2 separate regions of the Homo sapiens genome follow, and region 2 is linked to region 1. A link is a loop called in an ENCODE intact Hi-C map of the cell type or tissue named here. Cell type or tissue: dorsolateral prefrontal cortex. All regions are shown on one strand. Links, peaks and the distances in the headings refer to the core of each region. The heading gives the core; the rest is flanking DNA.

What was found. Peaks named below come from ENCODE experiments on the same cell type or tissue, not always from the same donor. Only the 100,000 strongest peaks of a DNase experiment are listed, where the experiment ranks them.
Region 2: it touches region 1 in a loop (1.9-fold over the local background); 2 of 110 quality-filtered maps call a loop at or near these places.

Annotation. Positions count from the first base shown.
Region 1 is chr3:129,824,663-129,834,016 of GRCh38, forward strand. It overlaps TMCC1 (transmembrane and coiled-coil domain family 1), which reads right to left. Exons shown (of 7, transcript NM_001017395.5): 3 at 8,112-8,164; 4 at 3,141-3,846. The coding sequence starts at 3,716. Among named protein-coding and RNA genes, the nearest start is that of TMCC1, 64 kb to the right of the region's middle. RefSeq lists a silencer at 7,376-7,530. In dorsolateral prefrontal cortex, for the core only: CTCF peaks have their summits at 688, 5,085 (motif pointing left) and 5,289; a DNase peak (open chromatin) is centred at 5,080.
Region 2 is chr3:129,719,799-129,729,152 of GRCh38, forward strand. All of the region lies in intron 4 of TMCC1 (transmembrane and coiled-coil domain family 1), which reads right to left. Among named protein-coding and RNA genes, the nearest start is that of PLXND1, 120 kb to the left of the region's middle. In dorsolateral prefrontal cortex, for the core only: no CTCF peak of the experiment used is centred there; no DNase peak of the experiment used is centred there; H3K4me3 peaks cover 483 bases; H3K27ac peaks cover 1,151 bases.

The DNA.
Region 1 (9,354 bases), core at 518-8,517:
TCTTTAAGGGAGAACAATGAGAAAGCCAAAATACATCTTCATTTCTAACTTATGCCCACTGTTCCAGTTCCGTATTATTAAAGGCCTATAAGACATTCTCTTCATAGTAGGTGTCAGCCACCCAACTGAAACTAAATGGTTTTCCTTAAAAAATACAATTTTTCAACTGTTTAGTGGAAATGGAAAATATTTTCTGATTCTCCCAAGCAAACTTCAGATTTTAAAATTTTTTATTCTAACATTGTTATCAAATCCTACCTGTTCTTCTATTGTCCATTCCACTTCCACAGTTATCAATTCAGCTCAATATTTATAAGAGCACTATCACTATTTAATAGTCACTGTGCTCAAGCTAGCCCACATCCTAATGACTTCCTGTACTAATTAAATTATCACCCCGGGGTTAATCAATGTCCTGTCAGGCATCCATCCCCTCACTTCCACCTACCAATCCTCACCTAGGGCACCACCTGGTGGTCAACAAAATGAATTATCCTTTTCCCCGCTTCATTTCTTCCCCACTGGGAGAACAGTACACCTGCATTACTAGTTTTGCTTACAGTTCAACTAATTCAAACTTAGAAATCTTTTTATTTGAACACATACATCTCCCTCAAACTTCTTCCACTTTTCTCTATCTTCCAGGTACAGCCAGGCATTACAAAAATTTCCCTTTCCTTCTGCCTATAAGTAATCCAAAAAGCTTCCCTCATTGCAGCCTAATATACACTGCTTTTCCTAAATCTGGCTATAAATAAGAAGATGATATAGTGAGCTCTGAAGTGATATTAACCTTAATAGAGAACCTGAATCCATAACTTCCAAACTTTCCCTTTAGAAGCTCCGAAGTTTACATCTATCTTTTTTGGTGGGGGTGGGTGGTAGGGGGTTGAGACAGGGTCTTGCTTTGTTGCCCAGCCTGGAGTGCAGCAATAAAAAGGAACAAACTATCAACACATTCAACAACAGTTGAATCAACAACAGTTGAAAAGTATTACACTAAATGAAAGAAGTCAAACACAAAAGACTGCATGATCTAATTTTTTAGGAAATTCTAGAAAAGGCAAAACTATAGCAATAGAAAGCAGATCAGCGGCTACCAGAGGCCACCGGTTGGGTAAGAGGGACTGACTGCAGCCAAGGGGCATGAGAAATCATTATTTGGGGGTAATGGGAATGTTCTATATAATGACTGTGTTACTATAAAACTACACATTTTTCAAAACTAGTCAAGATGTACACTTAAAACTGGTGGATTTTACTGTAAGCATATGCTAATAAAGTTGACAAAGCATTAAAGAAACAATGTTATGAAAAAAGTTCTCACTTTGCCCTCTTTCTCTTGAAGTTTTCCAATAAAATCTGCTTTACTTACACTTTTTCTTTTTAACATAAAAGTCTATAATCCCAGAATCACTAGCTGTAAATTCCTTAATGTTCTCTGGTAAAGGCTGAAGATTAAGACAAGGTACATAGCTGCACTGTCAATCTTTACTGCCAACTAGTTTGGGTAATCAGTGACCAAATATTCTTTTTATTTCAAAGATAACTAATATAGGCTGGACACGGTGGCTCATGCCTGTAACCTCAGCACTTTGGGAGGCTGAGGTGGATGGATCACTTGAACTCAGGAGTTTGAGACTGGCCTGGGCAACAAGGCAAAATCTCCTCTCTACAAAAAAAAAAAAAAAAAAATTGGCCAGACATGCTGGCATGCGCCTGTAGTACCAGCTACTCAGGAGGCTGAGGTGGGATGATCACCTGAGTCTGGGGAGGTTAAGGCTGCAGTGAGCCACGATCACACCACTGCACCCCAGCCTAGGTGACAGGGTAAGACCCTGTCTCCAAAAAAAATAAAATGAATATACACATAAATATGTGGTACTTTTCCCCATTTAAATTTTTTGAATTTTAATTCACATCATTATTTTGACAGGTTTAAAGTGATTTACTGTCCATTATCTATATGTTTTAAATATCATATTTAGGTAGGAAAGGTTTAAAGTTCTAGACTCAATATTTATATTTCCAGGTAACTTAATATCCAATAAAAAAAAAACCTTAGGAAAAGTTTAAGGTACTAGACTCAGTATTTATATTTCCAGGTAACTTAATATCCAATAAAAAAAAACCTAACTGTACCGCAAGCAGACACAGAATGAAAACGATCAAACAAAAACCTTAAGGAATACACAAAAGTAATGCTGAAAGATAGTTGAATGGTAACTTACAAGGCAGACCTAGCCCACAAATGTGTTCAGTGTGGCTTGCATATCTGTTAAAAATCAAGAGATTTCCCATCTAGATTTCCAGTTTCTCTTGAAAAAAATCAGAAGCTCTGGCAAGACTGTGCCCACAGTACTAAATTTCAACCATCAGCTAAAGCTAAGACATTGCCTCTGTTAAACAAAGCAGGAACTCCTCAGTTTGTCCAAGCTCCATAACACCTAAGTTCACTCATTGTCACTACCTGCATGGCTACGCGTACCTGAGTTTTCAAACCCTAGCAGGACTATTTCTTCTATGTGCCTCAACTAACCATAACTGAGAGTTATATGGAAAAAGTTTCTCCTAGATTTAATATGCCTGGTTTTGGGTAAACCCAAAACAATCTGTTTATTAATAGTACACTATAATAATGTATATGCTCTACTGTGGCATGCAAAATGTAAAATGAATGCTGCTGATGTACTACAAAGTATATGAAAATTATAACCAACTTAGTGTACTTCCATGGTAAGCACAAACTCAGATTCTAGAACTTTATTCACTACATTCATTAATGTAAGAAAGCCATCTCCATGTGCAAAATCAAAACAATAAGAAACAAAGCATCTTTATTGCTCTACCATAAAACTGACCCTCAAATATACAGAAAGAATACATGAAATATACTTAAGGTTTTAACGAAAGGATAAAATAAAATATAGCACTATGTTAGGAAGGAAATAGGAATATAATTCTAAGCATTCATTCATTAGCTATAATTATTATTTACCCATTTGAAAAGGGGAAAAATTCTTTTACCACAACTTTAAGGTATTTGCTGAGATATCTTTTTAGTTACCAAAGGAAAGTCTGGAGAGTCCTAGGTATGAAAAACAGTAAGTTAACAGAAAAACAAAATCTTACAAACTTACCCGCTCCGCAGTTCCCTCCTCTCCTGGTAGACATGCAGCAGCAGCAGCAGCAGCAGCACAAGCTATTTCCATCATAGCAGAGCTGGTAGGTGCATCAGTTGTGGATGAAGACCTGGGTCGGCCTGACTGCATAACAGCTGTCATCTCCTGACCAGACTTCCTGTTGATTTGGGGACTTCCCTTTGGGGCCTCTGGCTTGCCCCGCCTACTATGCAAGCTTGTCCCTCTCTTCATCTTGGGTGGCACTCGAATCTGCTGCAGGACACGATTCAGAGCTGTGGGGTGGGTGGGGACACCATCAATCTCAGCACATGCGTTCTGGCTTTCCAGATCCATTTCAGGTTCTGGATCTGCCTGAATTTGCTGCACATCATGTGGAGACACTGATGACCTCCTGCGCTGGTGCTGGAAGAGATGCTTCAAGCCTTGGCCAATCACGTTAATGTTCTCCAAAGCATTGTGGGTCATTTTAGACAATTTTTGTTCTGATTCTGTCTGCTTTCTGGCCTCTGCATCTTGGGATTTGCCTCCAGGATCAGGGTCCTCAAATAACTGTTCACTGCCCGAAGGCTCCATCAGTAGACTTAATATGCTTATTTGCAAACTCAAAAAAATTTTTTAAACACACCAAGAGTGTCAAATTAGGTAGGCATTTGCTTCAACAGTGACTACGCATGCAGCTGTGAGACGAAGGCTTCATGCCTATCTAATGTTAAAAACAAAAAAACAAAAAAACAAAAAAAAAACCTTATATTATAAATCCATGCAGAAACTCCAGTGTTAAAACAAAGAAAAACATGCTACTGGCCAAACAAATAGGCACTATCATTAAGCAATCTTTAATCAGAAGATTAAAAGACAGTTTTCTAGATAGTGGGTAATGATTATTTTTTAGAATGAGAGAAAAAGCCCAGAACAAGTCCATAGGAAATTAAAACAGCAATGTTCAAAAGCAAAAATCCCTACAAGATTCAATATATACAGAATTAGATATTAGAGGAGCCATCTTGGAATGGACACTATAATGGTAGTTGACAGAACAGCCATTGCTTGGGAAATCAAGAGAAGAGACCATCCAATAGGTTTACTCTAGCTGAGGCAATTTAATCCCTCTCATTCATAACCACAGTTAATTATTCACAGGCTGAAACTCAGTATAATCAAAGAACAACAGTGAGAAATGGATATCCCAATCTAACTATATGTGGATTTTAATGGAAAAGTGTGTTACCATTCATATTCATCAAGTTCACTGGTAACTAGAGATGACAGGTTTGCTCTTTTGAGAAGAGAATGGAAATAAAAATCCTGTAAGTTGAATTCTCTGCTGAAGCACAAATGACCTTTCTGGCACCATATGAGTGAATGGTTCAGACAGAATCAGAATCAGAGACTAGAGCTTTGCTCAGTACCAGCTATCAAGAAAGGAGATTCAAAGAAATCCCTTTCTCTATAGTGTCATCCCTGACAGAAGCTTCCCATATATCCATACAAACTCAAAAGCAAAGTAACTGGGTAGGATAGAAAAGTAGAGAAAAAGAAAGGTCAAACAGCAAACATATACCAGTATTAAATGCAAGAAATTAAAAGGAAGCTGAAACTAAGAGATGTAAAATCAACGCAACTGCCATGGTTACTAAAATCACATGCAAAAAAAAAAAAAAAAAAAAAGGGAGGGGGGGATGGGAGATGATGAGATTTTTCCTAATAGAAAGTGTTTATTTTTGTACTGTATTTGTGCAAATATATAAGACAAAATTATATACATGCACAGAAGCTGCTACAGAATGCAAAATATGATGTAGGAGGTTATTTCCATATTTTTCTTTAAATTTTTGTTTAAAGGACTTTAAAACTCCCTACACTACCAAGTACTTCAACAATTTAAGCCACTACCAATGAAGCACCATGGTGCTCCTGTTCTGGGAATATGTGGACTTGCTGCCACCAAGTGGCAATCTAGAAAGCCATAAATTAGCTGAATAAAAGAGTTCCCTGTGAACTCAAGGCTACTAGAGTTTAGTGGAACAGGAATGCAAACTCACTAAAGTTTTGTTCCTGATGACTACTCTCAGAAGACTTTTTTCAAATATTTTATGGGCACTGTCATTGTGGCTCCACTGTCCATATTCTTTCATGCCTGTGATTCCATTACCTAATCTCTTCATAACAGAGGAGCATAAACAGGGAGACAGGGATAAAGACATTTGTCTCTCTCTAGTACCTTCCTACTTTCTAAATGCCACAAAATTGTTTGTTCCTAAATTAGGCAAATGAATAACAACCATGAGAATGGAAGTTTCATTGCCTTTCACCCAAATTCTTTGTGGCTCCACTGAAATCTAGCCATCCCACTATGGCCTGTTACCCTTTTCCTGATTGTGCATTGGTTTTGTTCATATCTTTCCCTTTGGGAGAACCAAGAAAGAAACCCTTGCCCTTATTAGATCAATGACTGTCTTGGCCTCTGGTGTGGTTTTCTGGTGCTCCTTGTGGGCAAAAATTTTGCCAATAGTTTATATATTTAATTATCCCCTTCTAACCAAATATGAAATAAACACATAATACAATGTTACTCTGATTTTTAAAAAAAATAGTAATTATCTCACCATTCCTCATGAGTTTGTCTTGCTGGCTAATAGTTACTGAAAGAATTGAGTTTCTCAGAGGAAAAGGGCTAATGTAACCAAAATAATCCCCTATCAGTGTGTATCAACTCATCTCTTCTTGCACTGGGCTATTTAGATCCTGAGAAGATGGGAGGGTGTGAAAGCAGCAGAACAGTACTGAAAAAGTAGTTTACTTTTTCCTCTATTTGCACATTATTAGCTAATACAACTGATTTTTGTTGTTGTTGTTGGAAGTAAAATGTATAAAATATGTTTATCCCATGAGATTAAAAGACAGCAAGAATAAAGGAATGATGTCAAGGTTAGCTGAGGATCATTCTACTTGTCTCATATGCAAAGGTACTAGGAATTTATTACTCAGCAAATCTACTTATTTGGGCACTATTATAAACTAATCAACTGGTCATCTGGTTGCTGCCTATTTAAAAAATAGAGAATGTGGTACATTTTGAATATCAGTAAATTCATTTGAGATTTCACAAGCATTTGTAAAACAATTTATTTTTGTTTTTGTTTTTTTGAGACGGAGTCTTGCTCTTTCACCCAGGCTGGAGCGCAGTGGCACAATCTCAGCTCACTGCAGCCTCTGCCTCCTGGGTTCAGGCAATTCTCCTGCCTCAGCCTCCAGAGTAGCTAGGATTACAGGCACGTGCCACCATGCACAGCTAATTTTTGTATTTTTAGAGAGATACGGTTTCACCATGTTGGCCAGGCTGGTCTCAAATTCCTGACCTCAAGTGATCCAACCGCCTCAGCCTCCCAAAGTGCTGAGATTACAGGTGTGAGCCACTGCACCCGGCCAAATCATTTATTTTCAAATAATTCAAAATGATGATTGATTACAAGGAAATGTTAGCATTTCCTGGGAAAAGCTGGGAGTAAGGTGTTAATTTCCATGCCAAGACTATCTTCGCAGCTACGAAGAATAAGCAACAAAACAGTAATAAATTATCGGATTTTCAAAGGCAAAACTTACCTTAATCATACCAGCACATAGCCTCACTTAGCATGCAGCCCTAAAGAAACCTAAATTGAGCTTTAAACATCAAGTTTTAAGGTAATAATTTTGAAAAACAATCTACTGTACTGATTATAAAACGTAATATGGTACTTACACTTGTAGCTATCATCTGCATAATAGCAGCACTAAGAAACTAGTTAAGGTTTTGAAGGCTACTAAAATTTTCTGTAGGCCAATAGAAAATCTTTAAGGCCACCAAAGTCAAATGCTGTGGCAAAAATACCAACAATAGTGATGTTGCAATAATTAACTCTATAAAATTGCTGACAGTAAGAATGCAAGCACAAAAGAAATTCAATAGTCTCAAAGTTGTACAGGGACACCCTTCTTTTCTTCTGTATGTCTTACAGAGGCTCAAATGAATATGAACAACTGTTGCTCAGTTTATAAAATTCCCCAATTAACTATTTATTTATTTAGAGACAGGGTCTCCCCCTGCCACCCAGGCTGGAGTGCAGTGGCACAATCTCAGCTCACTGCAACCTCTGCCTTCTGGGTTCAAGCAATTCTCCTACCTCTGCCTCTCAAGTAGCTGGGATTACAGGCGCCCACCACCACAGCTGGCTAATTTTTGTATTTTTAGTAAAAACATGGGGTTTCGCCATGTTGACCAGGCTGGTCTCGAACTCCTGACCTCAAGTGATCCACCCTCCTCAGCCTCCCAAAGTGCTAGGATTATAGGCATGAGTCACCGCGCCCCACCCAACTAACTAATTTTAGATCCCTGGTTTAACACAAACGAGTTTAACTGCATAAGCCTATCAAATGCTTTTTGGTAAGAAGGAAATGCTGGCTACTCTTTTATTCACTCAGCTTCTCTGAAAAGTAAAGTTATTATAAGTAAACCAGAGGGAGAAAGAGAAAAAGGAGCAAAAGGACACAGGAAAAAGGGGAGAGGTCGAAGGAGTGAAAGGGGAGAGGTAGAAGGAGCAAAAGGTGAGGAAGGGGGACAAAAAACGCAGCCACCTACCAGTCAGGCATTTCAAATAATTTGGTAAGTTCTCAGAATTTTCAACAATTAACTTTTCTAGCACAATTTTACTGAAGACCTAATATGCCATTAGCTCACACTCAGAAAACAAGTTGTTCTAAATTAGTATCAGAAATAAGTGAAAAAATTATGTTTTTAAAATCTATCAACCATTTAGGAGGGTATTCCACAAAATCACAGCAAATTATATACAAATTGCTTTGTCTTTTTTTCCCTTAAGTTTTTCTTTCCAATTTTTTAGTTTTTTGATAAATATGGTGACCAAAGCTTTTTTGGTTTGGACATGAACCAAGTTAAATTTCACTGACTACAAAGAGTTGGATACTTGCCTTCATCACTCTTCCTTAAGCACTTCTAAGGTGTACAATCCTTTTAGGAAAAGCTGAAAAGCAAATATTAAGAATTACAAGGTGAGAAACTTAGATGGGGAAACTTACCTTTTACAGATATGCAGAAAACGACTGAAAGTATATCCAACAAAATGTTAATAGCCCTCATCTCTCACTGGTAGAAGTAGGGTTTGTTTTTTTCTAGTACTTTTCAGTATTTTCTAATTTTTTAAAGTATAATCAAGAATAATTATAATCAAGAAAGAAAGTATTCTGGAAAAAATATTAACTTAGCACTTGAAAAAGATAAAGTGGCAAATATTTTAAGAAGCAATAAATATTTTAACATTATCATACTGAATAAGGAATGGATATTCCATTAATTCTAATCTTAAAGTAACATGAAATATAAAACAGGTACATGAAAACACCACAATTTTATAAGTAAAATTTTTTTTCAAGTAGTTTCCTAATCTGTATCTGCCATTCTCTATTCAAAGGCAATTCTAAAAATCCTATCTTAGGCCAGGCATGATGGCTCATGCCTGTAATCCCAGCACTCCGAGGCAGGAAGATCATCTGAGCCCAGGAATTTGAGATCAGCCTGGGCAACAGTGACACCCCATCTCTAAAACAATTTTTAAAGATTAGCCAGGCATGGTAGTGCACACCTGTAGTCCCAGCTACTTGGGAGATTGAGGCAAGAGGATGTCTTGAGCCCCGGAGCTGGAGATTACAGCGAGCTATGGCTGCACCACTGCCCTCTAGCCTGGGAGCAAAAGCGAGACCCTGTCTCAATTTTAAAACAACAACAACAAGAAGAACAAAACATATCTTGGCAATGTGGAGTGACTCACACCTGTAATCCCAGCACTTTGGGAGGCCAAGGCAAGAAGGCTCATTTGAGGCCAAGAGTTCTAAGACCAGCTTGGGCAACACAGCAAGACCCCATGTCTCTACCAAAAAAAAATGTTTTTATTATTTCTATTTATTTTTTGGCTAATCTTCAGTATTCATTAAATTTTTTTAAATTACAAACCAGAGCCACCATGTACAACTGAGAATTGGAAGCACCAAAATTAAATTTTTCCTGGAAAACTTGCTTCTGATGGGTATTACCAGAGAAGCAATTTAATTAGACAAGTATTTTTGAGACATCTGCCATGTACCTAGCATTATACAGACCAAATAAAGCATATGACCCTGCCCTCGAGGAATTAATCTAGGACAGAAAATAAGATGT
Region 2 (9,354 bases), core at 466-8,465, 100 kb before region 1:
GGCCTTCTTTATGGTAGATTAATAGCCACATTCATCCAATCTCGTATACCCTTCCCTTTATAATTTGGATTTCCCACTCCTGTCAAGAGGTGGCTTCTGGCCAGGCACGGTGTCTCATGCCTGTAATCTCAACATTTTGGGAGGCCAAAAGGCAGGAGGATCACTTGAGCCCAGGAGTTTGAGACCAAGCCTCAGCAACATGGTGAGACCCTACCTCTACAAAAAAGAAATAAATTAGCAAAGCGTGGTGGCACATTTTTGTGGTCCCAGCTACTCAGGAGGCTGAGCCAGGAGGATGGCTTGAGCCCAGGAGATCCAGGCTGCAGTGACCTGTGTTTGTGCCAGTGCACTCTAGCCTGGGCAACAGAGTAAGACCCTGTCTCAAAAAAAAAAAAAAAAAAAAAGAGATGGAATGTATTTCTCCATCCAGTGAAACTGGGTTTGGTCATGGTCTTGCTTTGGCCAAGTGAAGTGTCAGCAAATGTGACATGAACAGTGAAATGTTAGCAAATGTGACACAAGCAGAGGCTTAAAAAGTATTTGTGCATTGGAGTCTGTCCTTTCTTGTTGCACTGAGATCTCCAGCACACTTTACATCTCAGTTATTGACAACCTCATCCTTATAATAGCTATTCAGGCTAAAATCCTTGTAGGTTGTCTACGTGGATGAGTGTTAAAAAGAAAAAATAAAATAAAACCTTGAGAGGTCCAGCCAACAGCCAGTACCTACTACCAGACACATGAGGAAGGGAGGCCATCTTAGACCATCTAGGTCCACCTGAGCCCCCCAACAACTATAATGACACGAGGCAAGACCAGCCTAAGAACCACCTAGTGGAGCCCAGCCCAAATGGCTGACTCAAAATTGTGAGCAAATAAAACAGTTATATTAAGCTAATATTTTTATTATTTTTTTAAGACAGTCTCACTCTGTCACCCAGGCTGCAGTGCAGTAGCCTGATCATAGCTCACTGCAGTCCCAAACTCCTGGGCTCAAGCGATTCTCTCACCTCAACCTCCTGAGTAGCTGGGACTACAGGCACACACCACCATGCCTGGCTAATTTTTATTTTTTTTAAAGACAAGCTCTCACTATGTTGCTCACGCTGGTCTTGAACTCCTGACCTCAAGTGATCCTCTTGCCTCAGCCTCCTGAGTACCTGGGATTACAGGTGCAAGCCACTGTGCCTGGCTAAGCCACTAAGTTTTAAGGTGGGGTGTTACACAGCAATAGATAACTGATACACTGTATTAAATCTCTCACACTCCCAATTCCTGCCACTCTTCCCTCTCTTAATTATTGCTCTAATCATACCAACTAACCTCTTTTTAATTCCTTGTAAACACTGTGAAAACTCCTGCAGTTATTCTGGCTGTACCCCTGCCTGGAATGCTCATTCCTCAGCTGAACGGCTAACCTGCTCTCCTCTTTCAAGCCTTCCTTCAAATGTCTTGTTTTAAATGAAGCTTATGCTTACTGTTCTATTAAAAATGGCAGTCTACCCTCAATGTCCAGCACTTCCAATTCCTCTTACCCTGCTTTATTGTATTTATTTATTTTGAGAAAGGATCTTGCTCTGTCACCCAGGCTGGAGCGCAGTGGTAATTTAGCTCACTGCAACCTCCACTGCCCTACCCTGCCCCGGGATTCAAGTGATCCTCCCATTTCAGCCTTCCAAGTAGCTGGGACCACAGAGTCAGCTACATTTTTTCTTCTCAAATCCTGCCTTCAAAATGTTCATTCTGTAATTTGGAATGAACTCTTCACAAAGCATGTGCAGGCCGGGTGTAGTGGCTCATGTCTATAATCCCAGCACTTTGGGAGGCCGAGGCAGGCAGATCACGAGGTCAGGAGATTGGGACTATCCTGGCTAACACCGTGAAACCCCAACTCTACTAAAAATACAAAAAAAAAAAAAAAAAAAAAATTAGCTGGGCGTGGTGGCAGGCACCTGTAGTCCCAGCTACTCGTGAGGCTGAGGCAGGAGAATCGCGTGAACCCAGGAGGCAGAGCTTGCAGTGAGCCGAGATGGCGCCACTGCACTCCAGCCTGGGCGACAGAGCGAGACTCCGTCTCAAAAACAAACAAACAAAAAACACAAAGCGTGTGCAATCTCATGCAAGGAGGTCATATATGAAACCCTATCTATAGCAGTTTTATGTATCTAGATTGTTATATTAAAAGTTTTAGATACTAGGGGCAAGTACCTCATTTGTGAACATTTTAATCATTGTTTCAATGAGAATATTTTAGTTTACCAATCAATAAATAGTTCAGGTAAGAGAGAGACAAAGGTAGGGAAGCAAGGAAATAGTTTAATCCAGGGATCCCCAACCCCTGGGCCGCAGACCAGTACAGGTCAGTGGCCTGTTAGGAACCAGGCCACACAGTAGGAGGTGAGCAGCAAGCGAGTATTACCACCTGAGCTCCACCTCCTGTCAGATCAGTGGTGGCATCAGCTTCTCATAGGAGCACAAACCCTATTATGAACTGCGCTTGCGAGGGATCTAGGTTGCATGCTCCTTATGATAATCTAACTAATGCCTGATGACCTGAGGTGAACAGTTTCATCCCCAAACCATCCCACTCCAACCTTGCCCACAGACACCCCGACCCCATCTGTGGAAAAATTGTCTTCCACAAAACCGGTCCCTGGTGCCAAAAAGGTTGGGGACTGCTGGTTTAATCTACACTCACTCACTCAGGTACTAACTATATTGTTTTGATCATACTGTCTCTACTCTTATAAGTTAATGCAATCAGCAAATAAAATCAATTAAAAATATTTAAATTATGTTTTATGCCCTCCCCCACCTGACTATCAATAATGGAAAAAAAGGAGTTAACTTCTCTTTTACTGTTAGTCTCCACCCACTATTCCTTTAGGGCTCTCCTATGAATCCTTTCCTTCTGATCACCCCACTCACCCTGGGCTAGCATTCTTAATAAAATAGATAAGTAAACTGACCTTTTATAACCTCAGAACAAACAGAGATGTGTCAGGGGTTTTGAATCCAAGATATATAGCAAACAACAGAAAAAGAGGGTACAGACCAGAGGCACAAATCTGCTTAAAAAGTTGGCATTTAAATTATCAACCATAAGGCATAAGAGGGTAATTCAATATCAAACTTCACAGTGAAAAATCTGTTTGGATCTTAAATCCAACTGCTCAATAGCAAACAATATGAATGTACATTAACTTCAGAATCAGGCAAAACTATAAAGAATCTCCTTTGCTTTAGTATTTATCTCTTAGAAAATATGTATCATTTATAAGATCAACTAAAAAATGGCAAGGTCAACTAAAAAAAATGGTAAAATCAAACTATAGGCTAAGTTTGTACTCAGGACTATGGATGAAATGTGAAAATGGTGGTTGTGTTGAATAAAGCTGGATCATCCTCCAATCCAGTTTTATCTCAGAGATTTGTTCTGCTGATCTGGAGATACAAGTTTCACACTGAGATATGTGTATATTGCTTTACAATTCAGAAAATTTCCAAGTCCTTGGGAAAAATACTTTGAAAATAAGTAGCTGAGCACTAAGAAATCTTTTTCTTTTTTTTTTTTTTTTTTTGGCCACCTAGATCCATCAAGAATTTTTTTTTTTTAATTTAATAAGTATTCCAGGTGGCTCTAAATCAAATTCCTATTTGTTATGCATGCCTGGCATCTTCGAATTTAACCCATGTTTTTCCCAAGCAGTCCAAGGCAAATGAAACTCTTGTTCATTGAAAGAAACACTGATTTTCCAGTAACTATTTCGCTTGAGAAAGTGAGGATGACACTTACTCTGCAATGAAGCAGCCCATTACACACAAGAGACGGGACACTCCAGGATGATCTGAGCATGTCCATACAGCTACAGAGCACCCTCTACATTCTGTCCAAATAGCTTTGGGTAAAATGAACAACTAGGAAACACATATTATGCTTCTCCATTATTACAACCTTACACAAGTCAGTCCTAAAATAGCAAATGCCCCTGGCTGAGATCTACTGCTGAAAAACGCTAAGTTTCAGCAGCTCAGGCTATTTCCTTTGTCTGTCTATTCAACCAGCCCCCACTTAAAGCTGCAGGACTAACTAACTATAGGATTCAGGATGAGATTTTTTTTTTTTTTTTTTTAAAAGACAGATACACACACATATACAACATACGGTTTCCGAGGAGAGTGAGGGCTCCATGCTTGTGAGAGAGGAGGAGGAGGAATATGCCGAATAACCCTCAGGTTTCTCCCAGATTTGAACATGTTGTACTGTGGCATGAGGTCAGCAGAGACTTACTCCAGCCCTGTGAGGCTGAATTCTACCCTGACAAAGCAGTATCACTGTAATATGAAGCAAGAGGATTCAGGGCATGTTGGCAGCTGTACAGAATGCCTGTTCTAGAAAGTAATGGCAATTCCAAAACAAGAGATCTATGGTGTCACATGAGATAATCTTCAGCCCAGTTAAGCAATAAGCACCCAAAATACTTTGAATCCCAAACACAGGCAGCTCAAAAGTTTAATGGTAGAAAAGAACTTTTCTCCTTGACCCTATTTTGTGTCTGGAGGAAATAATCAGGAAGAAGAAAACTGGAAGAATCATTAGTTAATTTGATCTGTATCATAAACAACATACTGATTCTGATCTGATCTGTTCCTGGGCACTACGACCTAGCTGAAGAACCCCAAACCACCTCTGTGACTTTACTATGGAACAGGGAGAATATTCTGGAAATACATTTTTGGTAATGGATATATGCCAGAACTGAAGGTGTGAATAACCTCATTTTTCATATGTGCCCAAAAGGCAAACCTAATATACATCATCATTTCTTTTTAGTTCAAGAATGTGTGCCTTTAGAAATTCTTCCTCCAAAGAAGAGGGGCACTAAAAAAGGAGCCAGAACATGAATTTTCTACCAAGAGAAAACAGGGCAATGCAGACATTCCTTTACATTTTATGGTGTCCCTTATACTATGAAAGTTCTATTCTAGACCAAAAGTGACCCAATAGTTTTATAACAAGTAAAATTTAGCCAGGAAACACAAGACAATGGAGATAAAAGAAAACTGTACTACAGCACTAATGGGAAGGTAAATCTATAAGAAGTTCTTCAATAGTTCAGTGGGATAAGGAGGGATAAGGAATAAAGAAATAAAAACTTTTCAAGATACACTAGCTTTGTTTTTATACATATAGCTTACTAATATTGGATTTTAAAAGGAGATACATATAACTTATTTACAGATTTCCAAATTTCTGATAAAGTTTTTGAGGATCTACATTTGTACCCAAAAACCTAAAGATAATCATACAATTTCATTTTCTTTTTCTTTTTGAGACAGGGTCTTGCTCTGCCATCCAGGCTGAAGTGCAATGGTGTGATTTCAGCTCACCGCAACCTCCGCCTCCTGGGCTCAGGTGATTCTCCTGCCTCAGCCTCCCAGGTAGCTGGAATTACAAGTATGTGCCACCACACCCACTAATTTTGTATTTTTAGTAGAGATGGGGTTTCACCATGTTGGCCAGGCTGGTCTCAAACTCCTGACAAGTGATCCTCCTGCCTTGGCCTCCTAGAGTGTTGGGATTACAGATGTGAGCCACTGTGCGCGGCCTAATCGTACAATTTCTAATATAATTTTTTCATTCTTTAAGAATTTTACTTCAATAAAAACGAAACATAGCATCTTATTTTTTTAAGTAAATAGAAAAAAGAAATAGAAAAAAGTCATTATAGAAATAGAAAAAAGAAAATAGAAAAAAATCATTACTGGATTGTTTCAAAGCAGGTAATTTTGAAAGACTGGATAGGCAAGTTTCCTGTATTAATAAACTTTTCTTTAGGTCATTTTATAAGAACCTCTGAAAGAGTAATCTACTTTGAACATTGATTTTTTTTTTTGTTATACTTACACTATCAAAGGAAATTTTGATTCCCTAGTTTTAAGATGCACAAGAAACAGTGCCCAGAATGGTGGTTATTACCAATTGAAAAGAAACAACCGTACTAAATTTTTTAGTTCTGAGCTTCTTTCTTAGCAATATCTTAACACAAGGCCAAGAGAAAAGTCTGGGAAAGCAGTAAACAGTCCTTTGGAGTATGGGTTTTAGTCTACTGCCAAAGGTAGGAGATACAACTAATGTTTTGATTTCTACATTTGTACCCAAAAACCTAAAGATAATCATTCTATGAACCAGGATAGGAATAGAAGGGAACATCTGATAAATTATGTAAATCTGTATAGGTACAGACAGGTACCTGTATCTACCTGTATGTACAGGTACAGACTTTGGGCCAAAAGGGAATAGGCATTAATATGGAACAAAAAGAGTCAGTCATACCTTATCTGTAGAGGAGAAGTAGGACTAACAACAGAGTGAAACTTTTGCAGCTCTAAATTACTATCCTCAATGTCGGAGACAAAATTTTCTAACTAGAAGGGCTTCGTATTTATTCAATAATTCTTACTATGTGCCAGGCACACTATATGGGACATTTAGGGATACAAAAATGAATAAGATGAACAGGTTCTTGCCCTCTACTGACTTTTGAGATCATCTGTGTTCTCTAGGCTACTATTTCTCAACATTAAAACAAAACAAACAAATAAAAACTTTACATCCTCTACAATACGGTCTCGCTCTACAGTCTAGCTATGCATTCCTGCCACTCTGGATTATTTTATTGTGCTTTACTATCTGTAGTTTATAGTTTTAAAACAAGAATTATACGGACTCTACTTTTTAAAAAGTATACCTCTCCATTAGAGATTCTAATATCTCAAGTCTCCTAGGGATGTGAAGGCCGGGCATGATGGCTCACACCTGTAATCCCAGCACTTTAGGAAGGCGAGGTGGGAGGATCACCTGAGGTCAAGAGTTCGAGACCAGCCTGGCCAACATGGTAAAACCCTGTCTCTATTAAAAATACAAAAATTAGCTGGGTGAGGTGGCGCACACCTGTAATCTCGGCTACTTGGGAGGCTGAGGCAGAACTGCTTGAACCCAGAGGTTGCAGTGAGCTGAGATGGTGCCACTGCACTTCAGCCTGGGTAACAGAGCAAGACTCTGTCTCAAAAAAAAAAAAAAAAAAAAAAAAAAAAAAGAACCACTGTTCAAACCAAACATCTTATTCTGTAGTACAAAACCCTAGTCTTTGAAAGGAGAATTGAATGATGTAGTTGTGGCCCTATCAGATCTAGAATCCACATGTACTGATTCTCCATTTCTGTTCTTTCTACTAAACCATGGTGTACCCTCCTACAATCTTGTTCCTACTTCATGCACTGTCATACCAATCTGTTTTTTTATGTCACCATTGTATGAAAACAATGGAACAAACAAATGAACAAAAAACAAAAACTCTTCAATTTCTGCAATGTACTCACTTTGCAGAGATGTTCATGGTTTGGTATTCCTGCCTTATAGCTTCACTATATAAATCCTCTGTGGAGGCTTTTTTTGGACAAATTATTTCTTTGGAATGCTGTTTGACTGCATGATCAATGAAGGTTCCTTTCTAGCCCCAGAATTAATTCTGAGATTGTCTATAGTGCTATGTGAGGTTTTTTGGAACCTTACTGAGGATCAATAAATGGTAGAAAAATTCTGGGGAAAACTGATTAGGTACACAAAGAATGAAGTTGGTGGGCTTCATTTTTATAAATATGAATTTTAAATCTTTATAAAGATGTAAGTCTATAATCATCAAAGCTTACAGAAAAATAATACATTTTCAACATGTTTAAAATAATCACATTTTACATCTTTATAAATAACAGGCAATCTTCAATTATTCCTTCTTAGATAATGGAGTCTCTTAATGTTTCTTGCTAAAGTAATATAGGTAGTCCTGAAGGTCTGAAGGAAAGCTGAGAAAGCTGTTACAACAAAAATAAAACAAAAGCCCTCACTATCTGCAACTGACAGTAATTTGGAGGTCCCTAATGAGCCAGCCCTCTTGGTACTGATGCCCCACGTAGTCTTCTTCCCATACTGACTTTGGGCTTGGTGACTAGCTGTGACTAGCTATAGCAAATGGCATACTATCAACAACTATGCAAACAGAGACTTGTTAAGTTCTTGCAAATTGGGGATTATTCGAACTCAGCTGCCATGCTACAAAAAAGCCCAACTAGTGTAATCAAGGTCCCTGGCCAAAAGCCACAGCTGAACTCAGAGTCAGCAGCTAACATAAACAGCTAGCATGTGAGTGAGGCTATTTGGACTTTCTGATCATCCCAATACCTCAGCAAACTTAATAAACTTTGCTTTGACCTAAAGCAGAAGGGCTCTGTACTAATTTATTGAATAATTCTTATTATGTGACAGGCACACTATATGGGACATTTAGGGATATAAAAATGAGTAAGATAAACAGGTTTAACCTAAAGCAAAGTTTATTAATATAGGGAACTTGATACAAACCAGAAGTGCCTGTTCAACCCACAGAATCAAGACAAATAAATTGTCACTTTAAGCTACAAAGTTTTTTTTGTTGTTGTTGTTCTGAGATGGAGTCTTGCTCTGTCGCCTAGACTGGAGTGCAATGGTGCGATCTTGACTCACTGCAACCTCCGCCTCCAGGGTTCAAGCGATTCTTGTGCCTCAGTCTCCCAAGTAGCTGGGATTACAGGCGCCGGCCACCACGCCCAGCTAATTTTTGTAATTTTAGTAGAGATGGGGTTTCACCATGTTGGCCAGGCTGGTTTTGAACTCCTGACCTTGTGATCTGCCCATCTCGGCCTCCCAAAGCACTGGGATTACAGGTGTGAGCCACCGTGCCCAGCAAGCTACAAAGTTTTTAAAAAATTTCTTAACACCACAGAATTTACTTTTTACGTATGTGTACAGTTCTATGAATTTTAAAACATGCATAGACTCATGAAACCACCAGCAGTATAATCAGGATACAGAGAAGTTCCAAAAGACTTCCTTATATAGTCACACCTAACCCCACCACTAACCCTTAACTTATTCTTTTTCACTATAGTCCTATCTTTCTGAGAGTGTCACATAAACAGAATCATACAGTATATAACTTTCTGAGACTGATTTATCAACACAATGTCTTTGAGATGCATAAAGGATGATGCATGTATCATAGTTCATTCCTTTTCATTGCTGAGTAGTAGTTCATTGTATGTATATACCACAGTTTATCCATTCACCTGTTGAAGGACATTTGGATGGTTTCCATTTTTTAGCAATTGTGAGTAGAGATGCCATAAACATCAGTGTAGAGGATTTCATAGAAATGTAAGTTTTCATGTTTCTAGGTTAAATACCTAGGCATGGATTTACTGGGTCACATGTTCAGAGTATGTTTAACTTAAAAAAAAAAATCACCAAATTTTTCC